5 separate regions of the Mus musculus genome follow, and regions 1, 2, 3 and 4 are each linked to region 5. Evidence: chromatin loops called from intact Hi-C (ENCODE). Cell type or tissue: left cerebral cortex. All regions are shown on one strand.

The links. A loop is a pair of places that touch in the nucleus more often than their neighbours do. Peaks named below come from ENCODE experiments on the same cell type or tissue, not always from the same donor. Only the 100,000 strongest peaks of a DNase experiment are listed, where the experiment ranks them.
Region 1: it touches region 5 in a loop (3-fold over the local background); 6 of 42 quality-filtered maps call a loop at or near these places.
Region 2: a loop joins it to region 5, with 2.6 times the contacts of the local background. A loop is called at or near these places in 6 of 42 quality-filtered maps.
Region 3: it touches region 5 in a loop (4-fold over the local background); 6 of 42 quality-filtered maps call a loop at or near these places.
Region 4: a loop joins it to region 5, with 4 times the contacts of the local background. A loop is called at or near these places in 3 of 42 quality-filtered maps.

What each region holds. Positions count from the first base shown.
Region 1 is chr11:26,072,348-26,076,347 of GRCm38, forward strand. The region is part of intron 1 of 5730522E02Rik (RIKEN cDNA 5730522E02 gene); the gene reads right to left. Among named protein-coding and RNA genes, the nearest start is that of Mir6372, 130 kb to the right of the region's middle. In left cerebral cortex, a CTCF peak has its summit at 1,755 (motif pointing left); a DNase peak (open chromatin) is centred at 1,754; H3K27ac peaks cover 214 bases.
Region 2 is chr11:26,959,748-26,963,747 of GRCm38, forward strand. No RefSeq gene overlaps it. Among named protein-coding and RNA genes, the nearest start is that of Gm25387, 360 kb to the right of the region's middle. In left cerebral cortex, a CTCF peak has its summit at 2,043 (motif pointing left); DNase peaks (open chromatin) are centred at 2,037, 2,553, 3,408 and 3,721; H3K27ac peaks cover 1,796 bases.
Region 3 is chr11:25,308,662-25,312,661 of GRCm38, forward strand. The region is part of intron 1 of Gm12069 (predicted gene 12069); the gene reads left to right. Among named protein-coding and RNA genes, the nearest start is that of Gm12069, 9.6 kb to the left of the region's middle. In left cerebral cortex, no CTCF peak of the experiment used is centred here; a DNase peak (open chromatin) is centred at 2,279.
Region 4 is chr11:23,977,237-23,981,236 of GRCm38, forward strand. No RefSeq gene overlaps it. Among named protein-coding and RNA genes, the nearest start is that of Papolg, 84 kb to the left of the region's middle. In left cerebral cortex, CTCF peaks have their summits at 1,227 (motif pointing right) and 2,285 (motif pointing right); DNase peaks (open chromatin) are centred at 95, 759, 1,240, 1,790 and 3 more places; H3K27ac peaks cover 1,746 bases.
Region 5 is chr11:25,860,814-25,864,813 of GRCm38, forward strand. All of the region lies in intron 2 of 5730522E02Rik (RIKEN cDNA 5730522E02 gene), which reads right to left. Among named protein-coding and RNA genes, the nearest start is that of Gm51856, 79 kb to the left of the region's middle. In left cerebral cortex, a CTCF peak has its summit at 2,175 (motif pointing left); a DNase peak (open chromatin) is centred at 2,144; H3K27ac peaks cover 475 bases.

The DNA of each region.
Region 1 (4,000 bases), 210 kb after region 5:
ACATGGCTGCAGCAGATGTCCCTGAGAGAACATTTTGTTTCCCCCCTGCATCTCGGCTCAAACACCTGGGCTCTGACATGACGTCCAGTGGAGGCTATTTTCTTTTTCCTTTTTTAAACTTTCCTTTTATTTGGTTTGCATACAAGGCTAATAATGAGGTTTAAAAAACTATACACAATCAGTATACAATTACACTCATCGGGAGCCTGACATGTAATTTCTGATAAACCCATATAACTATGAACAGCAAAAGGAACCACAGAGCGCACACAATGTGTGGGGTCATCAGAATACAATGCCAACACAATCTCTGCGTCATGTCTTGTTGCATAGTATTAATCAGTGCAAACATTGTTTGGGAAATGAGAGGGGAGAGAAAGAGCAGTTTCCCAGCTGCTAGTGCTTTGCCATCAAATGTGATCGGCAGTTCCATCTCACAGAACTTCACTAAGAGCCTTGGACCAAGGAATAACTCTTGATGAGCTTGCATAAGCTGTAATGCAATAAATATGAGATCCTTCTTCACAGATGCAACCACCTTGGTCATTTCACAAAAGACATTTCTTGGGTTATTTCCATAATCCCCCATATTTATGAAATATACTTAAACCTTTCACAGCTACAGTTGGAGGGCATTGAGTGTCCATATAAGCTAAATGATTGGTGTTATTGGATCATCAAATGATACAATTTTGATATTCAGTTCCTACACATTGAATCATGATTATTTCCCTTTTGCTGTTTCGGTAAAGAATTCGACAAGGTTTCATTTAGAAAGAATTATCCTGGCCCACAATATATCAGCTCAGGTCACTAAGAAGCACAACGCAATAATATTGTCAATACTATTGATATGTCTCAGGAAAAGTGAGACTGGAAAATGCAGAAATGTCACCAGCTTTGTCTTACCTTCATTTTAATAGCGTGTAGCCTGACCTGTATGGGAGGGGTTGACTACTTCAATTAGGTTTACACTATTTTCAATAGGCCCTCAAATGAGTGCATTTAGCTGGAAAGCATTTCCTGGCTTTATTATTACTGTTGTCATCCTTAAAATGCATTCTATTTATTTTTTTAATTCACCAGGAGGGGTGGAGGAATATGGGAACAATAAAGAAAACGAGCCTGTAACATGCCCTTGGGGACCAATAGTAAAGGGAAAAGAATCACAGGGGAAGAGAGATGGCAGATGAAAATGAAAGACGTATCTTATTAGATCATCATAATTAAGAAGTAATAGGTATTCATAAAGAAGCCCAAGACCAAAGTCCTAAAGATGTCCTCAGTAGCAAAAGCAAATGTTGGCTAATAAGAAGTAATCAACAAATAATCTACATTAAAAAGCCATCGGAACCACAGGAAAATGAGAGGGCAGAGACCTGCCTTGTTGCCGTCTCCCCCCTGCCATAGTGCACTGTGGGCAGACCTAAACTGAAATTAACTTCCACAACACAACACTTCAGGCAAACACAGGTAAACAGCTTGTACCCCACGCCTTGGTACCTGTGGCTTATCATGGGATAGCCTAGGATTCAAAACCCTGAGATTACAGTTGCTGCCAGAGGACCAGGGGGATCAGGACTCATGAGGAGACTGACCCCACATCATGCATTTTGGCAGAAAACAGGAATTAATTGGATAGATTTTTCCTGTAGTTCCTGTGTTTTAAGTTAGCTGGACCTCTGAGCACTGAGGAGACAAGACTGAAGGGAAAGAGGACTACGTTTGGTCCTTGGACACCCCCTAGTGTCTATGTGAGCATGAACACGGCCAGCAGGCACGTTCTTTGCCTCTCTGTTGTACTGAACAGAATGCAAAGCTGAGACAGAAGTCCCTGGATGCCACAGGATTGGAAATCTGCTCTCTGGGTGGAATTCCGATGTCGAAGCCTCAGCTCAGTTCAGATACTTCCCAGAGTTCCCATTTAGTAACAATTTCTTCAGTGTGTTAAGAATCTGTCTCAAGAAAATATGGAAAATTATACCTGCAGCCAGAAAGGGGCCTATAATTTGTTTCCAAATTCTTTTTAAGAGATAGATCTCAGAGTTAATATAGTGATTGCAAAATGAAAAGGAGAGATGGAGGGAAAGCAATCTCTTCGGGAGGACCTCTGGCAGTCTGTCTTTATATAGATACCTTGGGAGCCTTTGCAGAAGCACTGTGATGTATTTATGTCTGCCCCTGTGATTGGATGTGAAGTCTGAATAAAGCCCGGGAAGATGGCTGGCCACTTCTCACAGTCAGCGGTTCTCCATGCGAGATTTCATTTGTGTGATGAAGATATAATTTAAAAGTGGCTCAGAAACGCTTTAGTATAAGTGCCTTTGAAGGTTCCTGTACAAATCATGTATGACTCCCTTTCCATCTAAGTAAATTAATTTTTGGTATCCTGTGGTTGGTTATCTATAGGGCTAGGCTTTCTCTGTTAACGTATTGTTGAAGTTATGAATTATTACCATAGGTTTCATCCACACTCATCTTAAAAGTGTAAAGAAGTCAAGTGTTATTCTATATAGCTCTCGCAAATGACCCTGCCCACCTCCCAGAACTCTCCACAGTTTGGGGGAAAGCATTCCATATATGAGTTAATGAGAATCCAGACTGCATTTTCCTACTTTTTCTAGCATTTTCTAACAACTGGTTGAGGAAAGCAACCAGTCCTTCTATTGAACACTGAAGACTATATTATCACAGCGAAGGGAACTTTTTCTTGCTGCATCTGGGATCTATCACCCAGACTAGATCTAGATCATAGCATTTTAGAGATGAGCATCCTTAGAGAGCATTACATTGAAGACTGTCAGAAAGGGAGATGTCAAGACAGCTTGGCCTAGTCCACAACCACCCTAAATCTGTGAATGGAACACTGTCATTTTTTTTATTTTATTTTTATTTTTTAATTCCTTCACAGGAAATGCTATTGCCTTAAATACCAAACAAAGATAGCCATGTTTCTGGTTAAATCCCACACAAAATAAACTTATTTGAAAAAGGAATCTTGGCATATGAATACAAAACGTATATAATTTTCTTGATCTTTAATCCCTATGCCAATGTCTGTTTTAGAGATTATGGCCCCTAACAAATCTGCTTAGTGAATTTTTGGCTGACAAACCTGGCAACAAAAATACTGTCTGAAATACACTCTGAAGGCTAAACATTTTTATAATAGCTACTTTACATAGCCTAGTAGGTTTCCCTTTAGGACACCAATTAGACCTTTTTCTTAAGTGACCGTATTAACTTTTGTGATTACACAGAGAGCTGATATTTTTATTTAATGCACTGGGCCTTCTTTTAATGCTTCTCAAGGAGATCAAACACTTTGCCAACAGACAGGCATTGCAGCAGGGGTGATTACACTCGTTTTTCATGTAATTGGGAGTCACCATTTGGTTGCCATATTTCACTTGCTCATTGACTTATCATATAATCCTTTATAATGGGGGTTTGTTGTATGTTGTGGAAGGACTGTGCCAAGCAGCCAGGAAATAAAGAACGGGGCAATCCCCCCGCCCCCGCCCCCCCCCCCCGGCTAGTGGGAACATGGGGGTTTCTAACAGCTGCCCAGCCCTTCAGACTGCAGAACATTTTCACTTAATAAAAGTGATCCAACATACTGAAAAGGGGGGTTGAGTAGGATTGAGGAGAATCTGTGTTTTTTCTAAGAAGATATCTTAAAAACAGGTTCTACTGCGTATGATGAGAAAACAGCCTTTAAAAGATGAAAAGCCTTAAGTGCTCATTAGAAATAGGAAATCCCCTTTGTCCCTTCTCATTCAGCCAAGACCTAAACCCCAAATAAATGTAGCACCCTGGCCCTCGGGTTTCATTTCCCATCAGGGCACAGTTATCAGTGCTAAGTCATCAGCCATGGCCCTGAGCAAATTGTCAAATAATGGGACGACTCAGATGGACATTCAGGCACCTGAGTTCTGAGCCCAGTTCTGTCATCTTGGAAAGAATTCTGTGAACTTAAGAAGGTCTCAAGTTCCCCTAA
Region 2 (4,000 bases), 1.1 Mb after region 5:
CAAACCATCCCCTTATTAATAAATATCCATTTTACAAGTTATATGTATTTAAGGCTTGCAAATTAGCATTTGATTTACAAGGTACCGTGATTATTGCCACCATCTTATGAATTATCTACCCCACCTGACATGTCACGTGGTAACTTTCCAGGGCTGGCAGCCTCTGGAAGCTTGAACACAGGAAAGGAATGCATTTTCCCTCAGAACTGAACACTGCACACTTGAAACTACCAAAATGGTGAAAAAAAAGGTAGTCTCTGTCTTCTCAAGCCAGCTGGTGTACAGTATCCATTTGTGGCAGCCCTAGGCAACACGATTATTCTTTCCTGGCTCTTCAACTAATTAAGTCCAGCAGCCATCAAGGACCTCCTAGGTCCAGGCAAGGGACCAACTCTGGAGACCGTTCTCCTTGACCTCATTACTGTTTTGAAGCCACCAGCCAGTGTGCTCGAGGACAGTAGACCCAGGCTCTGTTCACAGTGCCTAACACACTGTTGTGGGAAAAGACAGTGGACGTCTGGGGGACCCTCCCCTCTCAGAAATGATACATTCAGATATCACTTACTATGTATGTTCTTTTAACTTTTGTGATGCGAAAATTTTGAGATGCAAGTTCATTATTTATGAATATTCATAGAAAACTTGAACATTTTCCAAACTTGGCCTTTCATTTCTTATCAGCTAACCAAATAATTGATGTGTGTTCTTTTTCTGTAAGAGAATGTTCTCAAGATGTGTGACAGAAGTATTAAATTCATGAATTTTGAGGTTAATTTTGTCTCTGATGATTCAAAGGAGAAGAGAGTTAGCAATAGAGCAAAAATAATTCTCGGCTCTTATCTTTTACTTCTAGACACCTATGAGAGAAGAATGAAGTAATGCTTAGCAACGATTGGTCCATTACAGAGAAGAATCAGGACGTCTGAGGAGCATTTAGAAGCTTCAGAGAAAATACCACTTGGAGTCTGCTTCTGTAGAGCAGCAAAGCAGAGATGCTAGGGATAAAACAGAAACGGAACTGTAGAAAGGACCAACTCCAGAGCGTATTTACCACAGGTGACTGGAGAAGGCACCCGAAGCAGAGAAGTTACTCAAGAGCCTCACTGGGCAGGTGTCATCCTGGAGACAAAAGGACAGGCAAAAGACCTCAAGGGTCCTTGCTAGCCTTGGCGAGCTGGACCTCACCAAGCACAAGCAAGCAAACACACACCTTTCCCTCCATCTTTGGGTGTTTGTTTCCTTATGCACCTGTCATTTTATAAAACAAGGCGAGAAAATACGAATGCTTTTCTGTCATAGTCTGTTATTACAGGAGCAACTTCTAACCAGAAAGAAAAGTACTTCTCAGGCCTTCAGTGAGCTGCCTTCTCATGAACTCAGTCAGAAACACAAAGTGTTATATGTTCCTGTTCTCACCATCATGGGCACTGTCTTTCTCTTTCCCTCCACCCTATTCGTATCCATTTTCCACCCTATTCGTATCCATTTTTGTAGACCTCTTACTGAAACTATGCAAACAAACAAAAACAAAAACAAACAAAAACAAACGTTGTGGGGGCGGGGGAGTGTGCAAAGTGCATAGAAGAGAAAAGGGGAAAAGGAAAAGAAAAAGAGAAGAAAAGGAGAAAAGAAAAGAAAAGAAAAGAAAAGAAAAGGGGCCACTCTCCTGAAAAAAATAAAAAAAGGTAAAGGTGAGATTTCTGTCTTCTGGAATTTTTGCCCCCAGTAGTCGTCTGCTTCATCCTGTAAGGTACACAGTGATGGCCAAGCTCTCCGTGTAAATATGTCACCAGAGAAAGGACTCTTGCACCCAAAGAAAGGAAGCCTAGCAGGCAATGCTCAAACCTTGCTTGTTAGAGGGACGGAGGCCTTTGGGGGCTGTCCCTTTGTCTCTTGCCTTCTAGCTGCTTGGGCATGAAGAAACTGGACAAAGGGCCTGCACTGTGGTAGGGTGTGAACTCTTCAGGCGGCTGCTTTGAGCTTTAATTACCCTCCTAGCTTTCTGTCCAGACCTAGTTGGGCCCTGGGGCAGATTGCAGGGTAACACTGCCATCTAGCGGCCATTCTTGCCTGGTGAGCAGGAGTCTGTGCCCTCAGGCTGGCTCCTTGGCTCACATATTCTCTCTCTCTCTCTCTCTCTCTCTCTCTCTCTCTCTCTCTCTCTCTCTCTCTCTCTCTCTCTCTCTCTCTCTCTCTCTCTCCCTCCCTCCCTCCCTCCCTCTCTCCCTCCCTCCCTCTCTCACTCCCCCTTCTCTCTCTTCTCTCTCTCTCTCTCTCTCTCTCTCTCTCTCTTCTGGCACCCCTCTCTCTTTTCTCTCTCTCTTTTAAAAAAGGATTTTATCCCATCAAGGAAAAAAAAGAGCTGGCTCTTGGAAAACAACCAACTCTGTTGGAACTCGGAGATAATAATCAGTTTCTCTGGGCTTGTGAAATTGGCTCATTAAGCGTGCTTTTTAACAGAAAATATTGGAAGCGATTAAGTCTGCTTTACTGAGTGGGCATGAAATGGCCAACCTTCGGCCACCCACAGCTCCTAGGTGCCTGGCGCCGTTTTATGCATGCGGCGTAATGTCTTTACTTGAAGTGGTGTTTATTCATCACCTGCTTATTTATCTCTTCGCGTTTGGCAGGCACATCGATCAATGTTAAACTGTCACACAAGGTTATTTTTCTTTTACATAACAGTATAGGCCTAAGGTAGTGGCATATTAAAAGTAATAACTTTCTAACTTGTAGCTCAAGATGACAGCCCCATTTTTACCAGAATATATTACAGCACGGAATTCCTCATTCCATTCCCCCACTCCCACCCTACACTTTGGTACGACTCCGCCTCGCCTCTCCAAGGTCAAAGGCTTCCTTCTGCCTAGCTGGCCTCCCACTTTGCATACCACTCAGTTCTCTCTTCACCTCCAGTTATCTGCAGCTTTTAGGCTGATAAGCCCACAGTGAACATTCTGTCCACCTGATGTACACATCTCCTGGTCCCTGTCATGATGACATCTGCCCCTTTGCATAAAGATGCGTCTCAGGGAGCAAAGGGAAGCGAGAGAGGAACGCTCCTTTGTGGTGAAGGTTGTACTGGGCTATTTCCATGTCTGAAGCCATCTCAGTAGAGGTGGGGGAGCCTGTGCAGCTTTATTTTGCTTTCCAGTCACTGGAGATGACAACAGCAGTGACAAACCCTTGGTGTTGGGGGAGACAAACATGTATAAGAAGCTAGCACGGCTTTGAAGCAACCAGCATTGGCCCAGAGCTTTTAAGTTGGGTTGTCTCCCCCTCTGTCCTTTGGCTCTAGGTTCTTTTGTGTTGCCTTCAAACTCCTCCCAGTTTGTGATGCCTCTTTTCTTGGCCACAGGCCAAGCAAGCTTTCTTTGTACACGCAGTTTTTCTTCTCCTTTCTCCCCCTCCCAACCGCCACCCTATTCTAGCCTGAAAATGCCTACAGATAGAATATCAGATCTTTTTAGTTTCGAATTTCAAAGTGGCCCTTAGAATTCCTTCCTGCCCTTGATCTCTCTCCTTTTGGGCTTCAGCTCCTACTTGGACGCTGTTGCTAATTCTGCCTCTTGGACAGTGGCTTTCTGCTACAATGCTTTGATAATCTTGGGTACACAAGAAATAAATGTTCGAATAGTGGACATGGGTGTTGCACAACTACTCCTGTGATTCAAAATACCACACCCACTCTGATAGTGTGCCTTTGTGTGGACCAGAATAGCTCCCCTAGGAAATATGAGAAGGGTTCCAAGCGTGATTAAGAGAATATGACTCAATAGTCTACCAAAGTACCTACAAAGGAGGTTTGCATACTTGGCATTGAATTTGGCCCATCTCTTGGGTGACTTCTGCATTCCTGTGAATAAAAGATGCTAGAATACTGCTCTACGGGATTTATTTTATTATGGGTAGTAGAACCCTAGGAAAAAGGCACGTTCACTAAAAAGTGTGTGTATGTAGGGGGTGGGAGCCCATTCTGTGTCCTTTTTCCTAAGATCAA
Region 3 (4,000 bases), 550 kb before region 5:
GGAACCTTCACTGCTGGTCAGGTCAGGCTTTTGTGTCCCTGCTCCTGCTGGCCTCAGACACTCCCAGTTGTGTTGGGACAGATGTTGCATTCCAGTCACCAGTGATCCTAAGATCCTGGGCGTGTTAAGGCACCTGGGGCATGTAGAGTCCTCTGGCTACTGTTGTACAGTCCTCTGAGTTTGTGCCCAAGATGGCCCAGAGCTGGAGCAGACCAGAAGGAACCTGAGTCGCTGGTCGGGCAGATTTTCTGTGTCCCTGCTCCTGCTGGCACAGGCCCCTCATGATTGTTTTGGAACAGATATTGCATCCCACTCACCCATGATTCTAAGATCCTGGGTGTGCTAGGGTGCCTGGAGTGTGGAGAGTCCTCTGGGGACCATGGGACAGCCTGTCAAGTTTGTGCCCAAGGTGGCTCAGAGCTTGTATCACTAACTTTTAAGAAGATACAAAATAGCAAAAGAAAATAAACACACATAAAAAAATAATTTAAAAAATTTCAATTTCACATTGAAAATATTTTACCTACTTCAAAACCATATGAATAGGTACTAAAGTTTTCTTATAGTGTTTTATAGTTTGTTCTTACACCTAAATCTCAGATTCATGTGAATTGTCTTATGTAGAATGTTAGCTTTATTTTCCATACCACCAATCTGTTCTTAAAAGTAAACATTGCTCTTAATTTTTATGAGAGAACAGGTCTGAATCGCTCTCATGTTATACACATATGCAGGATTTGTGAGACAAAAAAAGCATACCATCTCTTCATGTGGATATATCCACAGACTTCCTCTTGTGGTTTATTTTGAGCTTTTTGACTTTTTTATAAACAGGTTTCCCTTCTCTTCCCATTAAATGCCATGGGCATTCTTACCTTGGATAGATCAACAAGCAGAGGGGTACACAATATTGAACATCAAGTCTTTGTTTATTTCTCAAAATTGGAACATACTCCAATATTCCCCATACCCCAAACTGTAGCATGACAACAGCACAGGAAGACTCACATGCACATGAGACATCAGCACACACAGAACCACATGCACACACTGGAATTCAACTCCTAACATCAGCCAAGGTCACACATGCACATTTGACTCCTGGCGCTGGCACTGTTTTGACACGTATCTAACAGAACTCTTAGGTGTTTGCCTTTATCAAGCTACCAGAATGATTGAAGAGATACTGGGAACAAATGTAATGTCCCACACCTCTGGAGAATGGATGTCCATGTTCGAGAAGCTGAGATGGTCGTCAGTGAAGCACTCTTCTTTATCTTTGCTTGGTAATGTACAGAGAAAGAGAACTCTAGTATCTCCATGCCTTTGTGAAAGAACGCCAGACCCTGCTCTCTGACCTCATTTTATTTTATCTCCTTCAATATGACTATATTTGCAGTTATTACTTCAAACTGTGGGTGTGGAAGGAAGATGATTCAGTACATGGCAGTTTAAATATTTATATATAATATGATCCAAACACTTTGAAATTTTTTTTCAAATAAATGTGAGAACAGAAGTATTTGAAAATGTCCAAATTGCATCCCCATCATATCATTTAGCCTGTAGTGTAGTTTAGCCCAGGCTGTGCCAAGAGTCCTTATTGTTGGAGAAGACATGAATGCAGCCAGATTCTACTTCTCAGTCTCTCAATGGGAGGGGATGACATAGACTTTTGAAGAAGCAAATGACTACTAATTCCACAATGAACCTCAATCATACCCCTTCACGAAATGATCCCCTGAGCTACATGATCCACTGAATCGTGATAATGCCAGATCCCTGAAGACAGCTTATCAGATGAGAAACTTACTGGAGTTTAGATAGTGAAGGTATACATGGACTTTGATCCATTTTCTAGGTCTTTAGCACATTGTGAGATAGATAAAAGGATGTATCTGGTTTCCCCAAACCAAAGGTCCTTTTGTTACTGTTGGCCTGTTGTAACTAAAAGCTGATAGCCATTGCTCTGAACCATTGGACTCCTTGACTGTCTGGGATAAGGAAGTCATGGATAAATGGTAAAGTTCTCTTCTGAATAGAATACAAGAGGATTTGGAAGTTTGGGTCAAAGAAAGGCAGGAAATAGAATCAGTATTTTTTCCTCTAAAGCTAAGCATTATTTCTGGAAATGGAAAGATGAGTGCTGAGAACTGAAGCCTGTATTTGGCAGGTCGTTCTAAGCCCTCCTCCACAGTCTGTCCAGGAGAACACACACAGTAAGTTCAGTCCTTTTTATGGACAAGTGGTAATCTGCAGAGAATGCAAAAACACCAGACTGGTGAGAAGCCAAGCAAATCTTACAGTGGAGGAAGGAAGAGGGAGGAGCTGCCAACTCTGCTAATGAGGAGTGCCCAAGGCTGACAGAGTGAGAAAACCTTTCCTCAGGATAGCCCTTCCTCCCCCTCCTCCACTTTTCCCCTGGAAAGCACGTAGCTGAGTACCTGCTGGGGAACCGCACTTGGAGCTACCTGGAGTGGCTAAACCCACTGCATGTGTTGTAGTGATCATTCAACAATTCCCACGGCTGCTTTGTGGGAAGCCGCTCTCTTAAGCCTCTGGTTTAAGAATTTAGAATAATCATGTAAAAATGATCCCCCTGTGCTCCATGATCCCCTGAATCTCACTAATGCTGGATCCCTGAAGAGGGCTTATTACTGGCGAGACTCAGTACCTCTCTCTTGGCTCATGTTTCACACGGATCTCTTATGGTTTCAGCTGTAAACCTCACTGCTGATAAAGGGGGTATAATGAACCTTGCTGCTCCATGAGAAGGTAATCTGGGCTAGAGGAGCAGTTACCCACTCTATCTCCAGGCACAGAGGCTGGGATGAGAGATGCGTTCTCTAGCTGCAGGAAATAAAGGCACAGTGCTACTTCTTGTATCCCAGGCTTTGCCCTGGCAAGAGAGGCTGAATATGAAGATCATGATTTGGAACTGGATACATGTTTAATTTAATGACTAATTACTCCAATATTTTTTTTTCAAAGATTTAATCTTACTAGCTTGTAATTATGTGGATTATGTGCAAGTGCATATGTGTGTGTGAGAGTAGCTGCCCCAGAGATTATACTCTAGGATTGCCCTGTAGCTGGAGGTACAGGTGGTTGTGATACACCTGAGATGGGTGCTGGGAACTGACTTTGGGTCCTGTGCAAGAGCAGCAGCACACTTTACCACTGATCCATCTCTCCGGGCTCCATAAAAGAAACATTCTGGTTTTGTTTGTTTATTTGTTTAGTTCATAGCTACTAACAGAAGGACTCTTCATTGCTGTGTAAGTTCAATACAAATCCCTGTGTCTCCGTGAAAAGACCCACCATATAAAGGTGGTTTTCTCCAAGTTTAGCAACCTGAGTTTCATCCAAAGGTCCCACGTGGTATACGGAGAGAGCTTACTCCAGCCCATCACCCACACTCCACACTCACACACCATTCATATGCACATACACTAAACACATGAATAAGGAAACACATGTCTTAAGAATTTTAAAGACACACAGCCTTAGGAAGGATCTCTAGTTTCCCTATCTTGATCATTCTAGAATATGGCTATGCCGTAAGTCTCTTGCTTTGTCTGGCAGTGCCATCTTGGCCATGTATTTCGCTGCTGGAAGTCTGCTATGGCCGTAAGCACAGCATGGTGATGTTGTTTGGCTTCCCCTTTCCCAATAATTTCCCATCTATGAAGTGACAAGAGAAAAAGGTCCTTGTAGATATCAAAAAGTCATTTCCAGAACCAAGTTCTTTGTTAGTGCTTTGGCACATGTTGCTACAAAGTGTGTTTATGAACATAGAATTTCACACTTCAAATGGCTTGCCTCTGTATCAAGCTTTATTCTTTCTCAAATACTTACAACCAAGGGCTCATTTGCAGCTACAGCATCCAAGCAAGGGACTAGACGATCTTATTCTAGACAGATGATTCTGGTGAGGTTGCTTGCTAACTCTACTGCTAAGTGTGGCTGTTCACAGGAACAAGAATGCCGGCTTTCAATC
Region 4 (4,000 bases), 1.9 Mb before region 5:
GCGTGGGTGCAGCCCATGGCAGAAATCCACAGAGCTCACAGGAGATCTGTGGGGCCCTGGGGTGTTGCAATGTCACCCCGTCTGGGTATGTGACAGCCAGGATGTGGGATTTCGTGATTATTTTTGGTTTGGTTCAGTTTCTAGCCCAGAAGAAAGACTATATATAACACCGAGAGAGGCATAACTTCCAGATTGTCAAGGTTGGTGCTAATAGTGACTGATGTACTAATACATGTCCTATGGAACTGCAAGCGTGCAAGAGCCATGCTTGCGTGCTGGATGGGGGATAAATCTTCTGTTGTGTAATGGGAAAGAAAACTGGCAATGTAAATGCAGTCTTAATATTTTTTTTCAGCATTGCATGTGTGATTAGGCATTCAGTGACTTCCTCATCTAAGGAAATTCGACTTTAATGAGAGCTATGTAGCTAACTATTGAGGAGCATTGGAAAATGCTGGGGTGAGGGTGGGAAGGCATTGACTTTGAAGATGTATCGTGTCCTTGGCCTTCAAACAAACAAACAAACAACCCCCCCCCAACACCAACCTCCCAGATCTGTAGGCTCATATTCTCGATCCCTTAGATATTAAGCCAGAAACAGACTGGCCAGATGATCTTCATCTCATGTGTACACTGTGTTTTTGGTCATTTAAGATTTTCCCCACAAAGGGCTTTGTTTCAGGAATGCAGTATCTTAAGCATCTAAAAATGGCCTAGTTTGTGAAGTCATCTCAGGATTCTTGGAAATGAAAGCATATCCTTGGTGAATCCAGTTCACCATTTAAAGGGCTTCAAATGTGGAGTTTAAGCAAAGCACACGACCCAGCTCTACCTCCTGAGCGTCTAATGACCATGGGCAGAGCAGACTGAGATGACATCCATGCCATCTGTTTGGTAGGAATCAAGGCAGGAAAGGTATAAGAATTTAGACAGAAACCGAGTTTAAAAGCCAGAGATTGTGGACGGCTCTCAAGAGCAACCAGTCCATGGTCTCTCTGTCGTTCTGGGACAGTCTCTGAGGGTTCCCCTTCCTGGCTCATGCCCCTGCTTTTCTTTAGCATGTGTGTCTGTGTGGTTTCAACACATGAGGCTAAACAGCTAGTCTATTAGGAAAAGAAAATGTTCTAATCAGTAGTGACTAAAGAAATTGGTTTTGGAAAGAGACAGACCACACTCTTCCTTCCTTAGCACTTACAGTAAATATTTTGATCTGTCAGAAGGGGGCATTCTTGCTTTTCCAGACAAAAGCAACGGCAGTTTGAGTTTGTTCCCAAGCAGCCGTGGCAGAAGCAATCACAGTACAGCTCTTTGGGTGTCTAGATAGGGTGGGTGTGCTGTTCTGGGAGCACCCGTGCACGTGGACTCTGCCTATGTATGGTCATGGGCATCACCTGCGAGCCTGTTAGCCTGTTACCTAGGCTGGTAGGCCTAAAGCCAGACCAATTGTAACTAGATTCAAATTTACCAAGGTCGTAGATGGGCTATGGGCATCTTTAAATTTGAGAAGTGCAGCTTCAAAGTTTTATTTTCAGAATTTCTGAAGGTGTGTGTGTGTGTGTGTTGCAGGGGGTGGGGGGATGCAGGGCACGGGGTGGGGCAGGCAACCTGGTATTGCCAGAAGAAGTCATGGGCTTCCAAACCTAACCAGCCATCTCCAGTAGAAAAGGTGGCTAATCCTTGTATTAAACAAATTCCATGGGGGATAGCAGTCGTTGGTGAGGAGTACGGACACTAGAAGATACCTTTGTCTTCCTGCAAGGAATTCTTAATGGCTTTTTAAAAAGTTGTTTTGTTTTTGATCATGTTGCATAGCAGAGGCTATCCTCCACTGTGCAAGCCTTCCAGTGCTAGGACTATAGGCGTGCCTGGCTCATAAACAGAGCTAAAAAGCTGCTGTCCCCAAAACTCTACTCTTTTTTAAAAGATAGAGTCTCTTTTTCTAGACACACCACCCATTTATTTTCTTACTTGAAATTTATTTCCTTATAAATCTGTGTGTGTGTGTGTGTGTGTGTGTGTGTGTGTGTGTGTGTGTGTGTGTGTGTGGAGTGTTTGTGTGTGGAGGTCTGAGGATAATTTACAGGAATGGAATATGCTTTTCAGCTATGTGGGTTTAAGCTTGCTGTCTTTACCTGGTGGGCCATCTGTTCAGCCAATCACCACTATACTTAAACTTAAGATGCTAACAATAGGGGGAAGAGAATCAGAAAAGTGCGCAGGAAAAGCCATGCCAGCCAGGAGATGAATGCTGCTTGAGTTCACGGAATTACAGTGTGACCAGCAGAGGGCAGCAAAGTTCGCCCCGCTGCCAGGACCTGTGTAGCTTGGCAGAGAGAAACTGCTTCTTCAGGGACTTCATGGAGATGGTTGTGATTTCAGGTCTTCTTGGACTGTCAGGGGTGGGGGTTAGGGTGACAGAGACAGAGAGACAGAGAAGCATGGAGAAGAAGGGGCCAGGTGCGAACAGGAGCTAGTGCTCTCTAGATGAACCATTCAATTTAGTTGTTTTAGGTTTTCTGGAAGGCATATTTAACAACATAAACTGATAAAAATCAATTTTAATACTGTTTTTGGCTTTACCCAAAATATCTCAAATGTGACCATTTTAACATGAAGAGAATCTCCACAGTGTTCACCACACTGCCCTTTAGAGCGCTCTTTAGTGTGCATTTTTGACCTACAGCACATCTCAGTTTGAAGTAACCACATTTCCAGTACTTGGGGCTCACAGTGACTGATGGGTACTTTGAGTCTGAGGGAAATACTAAAAACGTAGGGAAAAAGAGGAATTAGGACCAGAAACAGGAAAGGAAAAATTAACATCATGAACAAATTCTGATGTTTTTATACATTGACAAAATATGGAGGAACTGTATTCAAGTTCTTCATTGAGCCATTGCAGTATGCCCAGAGCTGGACCAAGGCTGAACTCAAAATTCACAACACACTCTCTGATGCTGATACGGAGCATGCGCATCCAGCGTGAATGAGAGACAGCGTCAGTAAAGGCCCTTCACCGCTGGCATGGGCTGGCAGGCTGGCTGTGGGAGCGGTAGAACGCAGAGGCTTCTTGTTTGTCTGTGTCTTCCTTCCCGTAATCATCTCTAGGTTTAGTTGAAAGTCATTTAAAACACCTTTGTTTTATCTGGAGAAAGGAAACCTGGCTGAGGAGAAATTCCTAGGGCTCCATGAAAGCCTCTGGTCCAGTAATTCCTCAGGGTTTCCCCGTGGCCACCTTGCCAAGGTCATGCCTACCACACTCGAGGTCTCTGCAGCTGGCAGCAATGCCGCTCTCTGGGTTAACACTGTCTGGGGAGTGTGGTTCTTCATTTCAGTGTGAATGTCCTCATCTTTCTGCACAGATTGAGTGAAGTTCGCCGTGCATTTTTCTTTCCCTCAGATGGATGGGAGCTAAAGGGAACGGCAGGCCTCCAGCTGTTTGCGGCTCTGTCCTCAACGACAATCAAAACTCTCCATCTTTTCTTGTTCATAGCACTTTCTGATTGAGATAAGATTCCAGCATTTATCTGCACCTGCAATTTTGACAAGAAAGGAAAATTTAAAAGACAAGTAAAAGAATTCTCTGAGGGAAGGCGGCTAGTCTGCCGCAGCCAGCGCCTGAGATTCTCTTCTTGCATTCCGCTATCAATTAGGCTGCAGTCACATATTGGAGAGGGTAACTTAAGTCTGTGAGCAGAAATGCAAAAGTGTGTGTGTATGGGTAGCTGGGACGGTCCTCTGGAGTGAATATTACTTGGAGAGCAGCCGATGACCCATTTGGCATGGAAATGGAGAGGATTTTGAGTCAAAGAGGCCACTTTAAATTATAGATTTGAGTTTAGTTGAAGGTCAAACTTCTCTTGCATGAATAAAATCTGCAGAGGTTTTGGAATATACTAAAAAAGTCACTATCTCAAGCACATAAGCATTCCCTTCAGGGGATAAAAGCAGTTTAATATTATTGCCCTCTGCATAATTATTGATCATATTAGCATAGGAG
Region 5 (4,000 bases):
ACACACACACATACACACATTACACATCACATTTGTGCCAGTATGGCTCTTGTCAATAGTCACACACTGTTGGTTGCTGTTTCTCTGTAGTGAGTGCCCTTATTCACACGCAGTTAGTTGTCTCCCTGTAGTGAGAACCCTTTGCTATGCCCTATCACACACATGCACACACACATACACCACACAAGCATGTACACACGTGTATACACACACACACACACATACTCTACAAAAACCAGCATTCATTTAACAAAAATCTTGCTGTACAACTCAGCCACTGGTTCCAGTGTAGGTCCTTATACTACTCTTAAGAGTTCTTTAGAACTTGCCAGTCTTACCTGATTGCCCAGGAAATTAAAGTGCTATGGGTCTTGGGTCTACTTCCTTAAGATACTAGTCACAATTTAAATTGTAACAAAATTTGCCTTTTATCTTTCCAGTCTACATAGAAAACTCTCAGTCTGATGCTCTCTATGGATTGGGAGTGGTTATCACCACTGGAATTCTATACTACTTGGAAACAATCCAGCAGTCAAATGATTTAATTCCAACATTCCCTAAAATATAACATAATTGGTGTCGTGTATCCAAACGAATCACTGTGACGAAAATTCCCAATGCCCTTTCCCTATAAAACATGTTATAAAATAAACAATCCAAATGTTACATCACCTACCATCCTAACTCCTAGAAAATGATTCACCTTTTCACTCCAAGATGCACTCTGGTTCCCATACATAAGCATACATACATTTTACTGAAAGCTGCACAACTCATTTCCCTCTTAGAATCCCAGGTCAAGTATTCTCCGTTGTGACTGAATGCTCTTTAAAAACACATCTTTCAATAAATAAAGATTTTTTTTTTGTCAAAGAAGTATTACCATAATTTTGTTTTCAGAAAAGAGGTTTTTAATCCTCTGATACAAAAATAAAGACGTGTAGGCCAGAGGATTGTTTTTGAAAGCTAGCATCTTTTGCATGAATGACATTACCCCTGATGCTCCACACCTCTTTCTTGACAATGAGCTGCAGGTCCTACTTGGAAGACAAAAAGTTTCTTTCATTCATATTTTCAAACTACAAGAGAACCTAACCAATCAAAAAGTACAGGAGTTATATCTGTGCTTATTCACACTTGAGGGACAGGCTTCCACTGAAGAAATGGTTCTCTGTCAAGAGAATTATTTATAAATCCCAAATTTTTCTTTCCGGAACTGCTCTCCAGGAGACTGAAGCAGTCCAGGAGCCAGGACCTTTTGTAGGCAGGTTTTGTAGCTAAATAAAAAATACATAGAAAACATCTCACAAAAATGGACCAAATCGATAAAGCAAATAAGTGCTTCTCTTCAGCACCCAGCAGGTAAGACTTATTTTCCCACCATTCGAAAGTAAATCAGCAATCTATCTTGAAAAATAAAAAGAATATTTCATCACAAATTGACTGCGTTTAATAAAATTCAAGCTCTCTTGCGCAGACAGAGAAAAATTGAAATCAATAGTCAAATTCCCCATCTCCTTTTCAATGAGAGAAACTAGCACATAACTTTATTGTTGCCCTACGAATTACCCCGTGGCTCTTTGGGTTGTGTCAAGAACCCTGCCAGTTTTTCACTGTTAAGGTAAGGATAGGAGACAAAGCTCGGAGAAGAAATCAACAAGCAACTGTCTCCTTTGGCAAACAGATGGATTGAAAAATAATAATTTCTTTGTTAAGAATGCAGTCAGGATGCCAGTCCTTGACATGCATTGTTGGGAAGCCTATTATCACTTTTTCTAATATCGGGTGATTCTTCTAAAATAGATTTTTGTTGCAATTTCTCTAAAACAGCATGATGCAATGCTGAATTGGTTAAAGAAAATAGGAAGGAAGGAAAGAGAGAATGGTAGAGAGGTTGCAGAGGAAGGAGGGAGGGGAATTTAATATGGTACTTTATCCACCATCATGGGGTGCTGTAACGTTAGCGCCATGATGGAAGCAGGGGTAAACACAAGCTGTGGATGACGTTTGCTGATTCCTCCCGTTCCACCATGCTGATGGGTCTGCCAGCTTCTTGAGGAGAAGGTATTCTGCCCCAGAAGGCCAGGGTTTCCTGGCCTTTGCTGCTGTTGGAAACTGTACTCGTGGAAAGGTCCGAGGGCAAAATCCGTGGCTCTTCGGTGCCCCCTTGTGTCCAACTTGGCACCAGCATGAACTACACCAAGTTACGCAGAAAGTGAGAGTGGGGATTTCTTCCCAGAAGAATACAGGGAGGGGTTGGGAAGAATTGACATGCTCTGCGTCTACATTCGTGAAAAGAGCCATTGTTGCTAGGCAAGGAGGGACTTCCATGCCTTTTATTTTTCTCATGGATCCTTGGATGCTCCCACCAGAATGCCTTGGGACATACCAGTGTAAATGGTTGCACCTAGATCCATCTCCACACTAGAAAAATCTCTTAGTACTGATAAATTATATTCTTACTATCAATATTTATAATTGGGGACGTAGTTAATGCCTTTTTGATAAGTCATTGCCTAGTACCAAATATCTTTAAAATGTCTTTTTTTTTAACACATTTTCACGACACAATTTTATTCTGCCTATCATTACTCTTTTTCTCTGCATGCAAAATGACTCTGGAAAATTGGGTCACCAATGGATGAAAGAATGGAACTATATTTATCAGCTCTATTCCTCCTCACCGACACACACCTCAAAGCATCAAAAGCCAGATGTACACGTGTGATACAGCTTGGAAAGTTTTCAAATTTGATGTTGGGTTGAGGGCAAAGGACAGTTTCGCCATAAATACCAATTTGCTTCTGATGGTTCTCTCTGCAGATGGTTGATCTGAAGCTCCAGAACTGAATGGCAGTTCTGTCTGCACAGATTACCTAGAAACCATCTACCCGTTCTCAACAGATTTATTCACACAGTTCCAAAGACATTCTATGTGGAGGAAATGGGCTTTCTTTGAAGGGGACAACTGGTAAAGATTCCAAACTTATAATGTATCAAATGATGGGAAGCAAAGGAGCCAGTGATAAACCAGAGAAATAAAAGGCAGAGTAAACAAGCAGCGGAGAGCACAAACACGTGAATGAGAACAGAAAGAGGAGAGAGGAAAAGAGACAGAGAGAGAAAGAAAGACAGAGACAGGGATATAGCAAGTCAGACCCTGGGTCATGGAAAGAGCATACTTTCTGTCCTGGATGGGCAAAGAGTACAGTTTGGGCTCCTGTTTTGCTTTTTTTTTTCCCCCTGGAAATAGCTAGAAATTCTCATAAAGGTGAAAATGTTCCACTTACAGCTAGCTGCCTTTCCAATCTTGTAACACAATGGGTCTCAGGGATGATGTGTGCTGACTGCAAAGGCCAGTCAGTGAAACATCCTCATTGTCAGTCCGACCCAGTCAACTCGAGTAGCTTTCTCAGTAGGTTGAGGAAGGAGACTCTTTGGTGGCCTGTGTGGGTGTATTATTAAATAGTACTTTCATTGAGCATCCTAACCAAGATGCCATGGGTTGAGGAAAATATAATGGGCTTTGGTTCTTCTTTCTCAGTCACACTTCTAACATATCTTGCAGCAGGTTGTTGCTTTGTGCCTTCATATGCCCTGCTATGCCAATAGTCTCATAACTCATTCTATTTACATCTGCATTTGGTATCAATAGTACATTTCATTGGTATATGTCTTGTTTGATCAGAATGGACTGTATTTTTGATTTTTGTACACGTTCTTTATCTATCTAATGACATATATATATATTTCTGAGGAAGAAGAGCTGTAAGGCTCATCCTATAATTGCAAAAGGATACTATCTTCTTGTCATTTGCCACAGTACTGCTCATCCCATGGTTTTTTACGTTCCACTGACAGGCCTGAGCTCAGAATACTTGGAAGCTAAGGTTGACATAAGTCATGTGTTTTTACCACTAAAACACAAGGTTTATAAGTGAGTTACATTCCTACACTTAGAAGTGAGAGGCTTCACAGTCATATACAGAGTACAAACAAG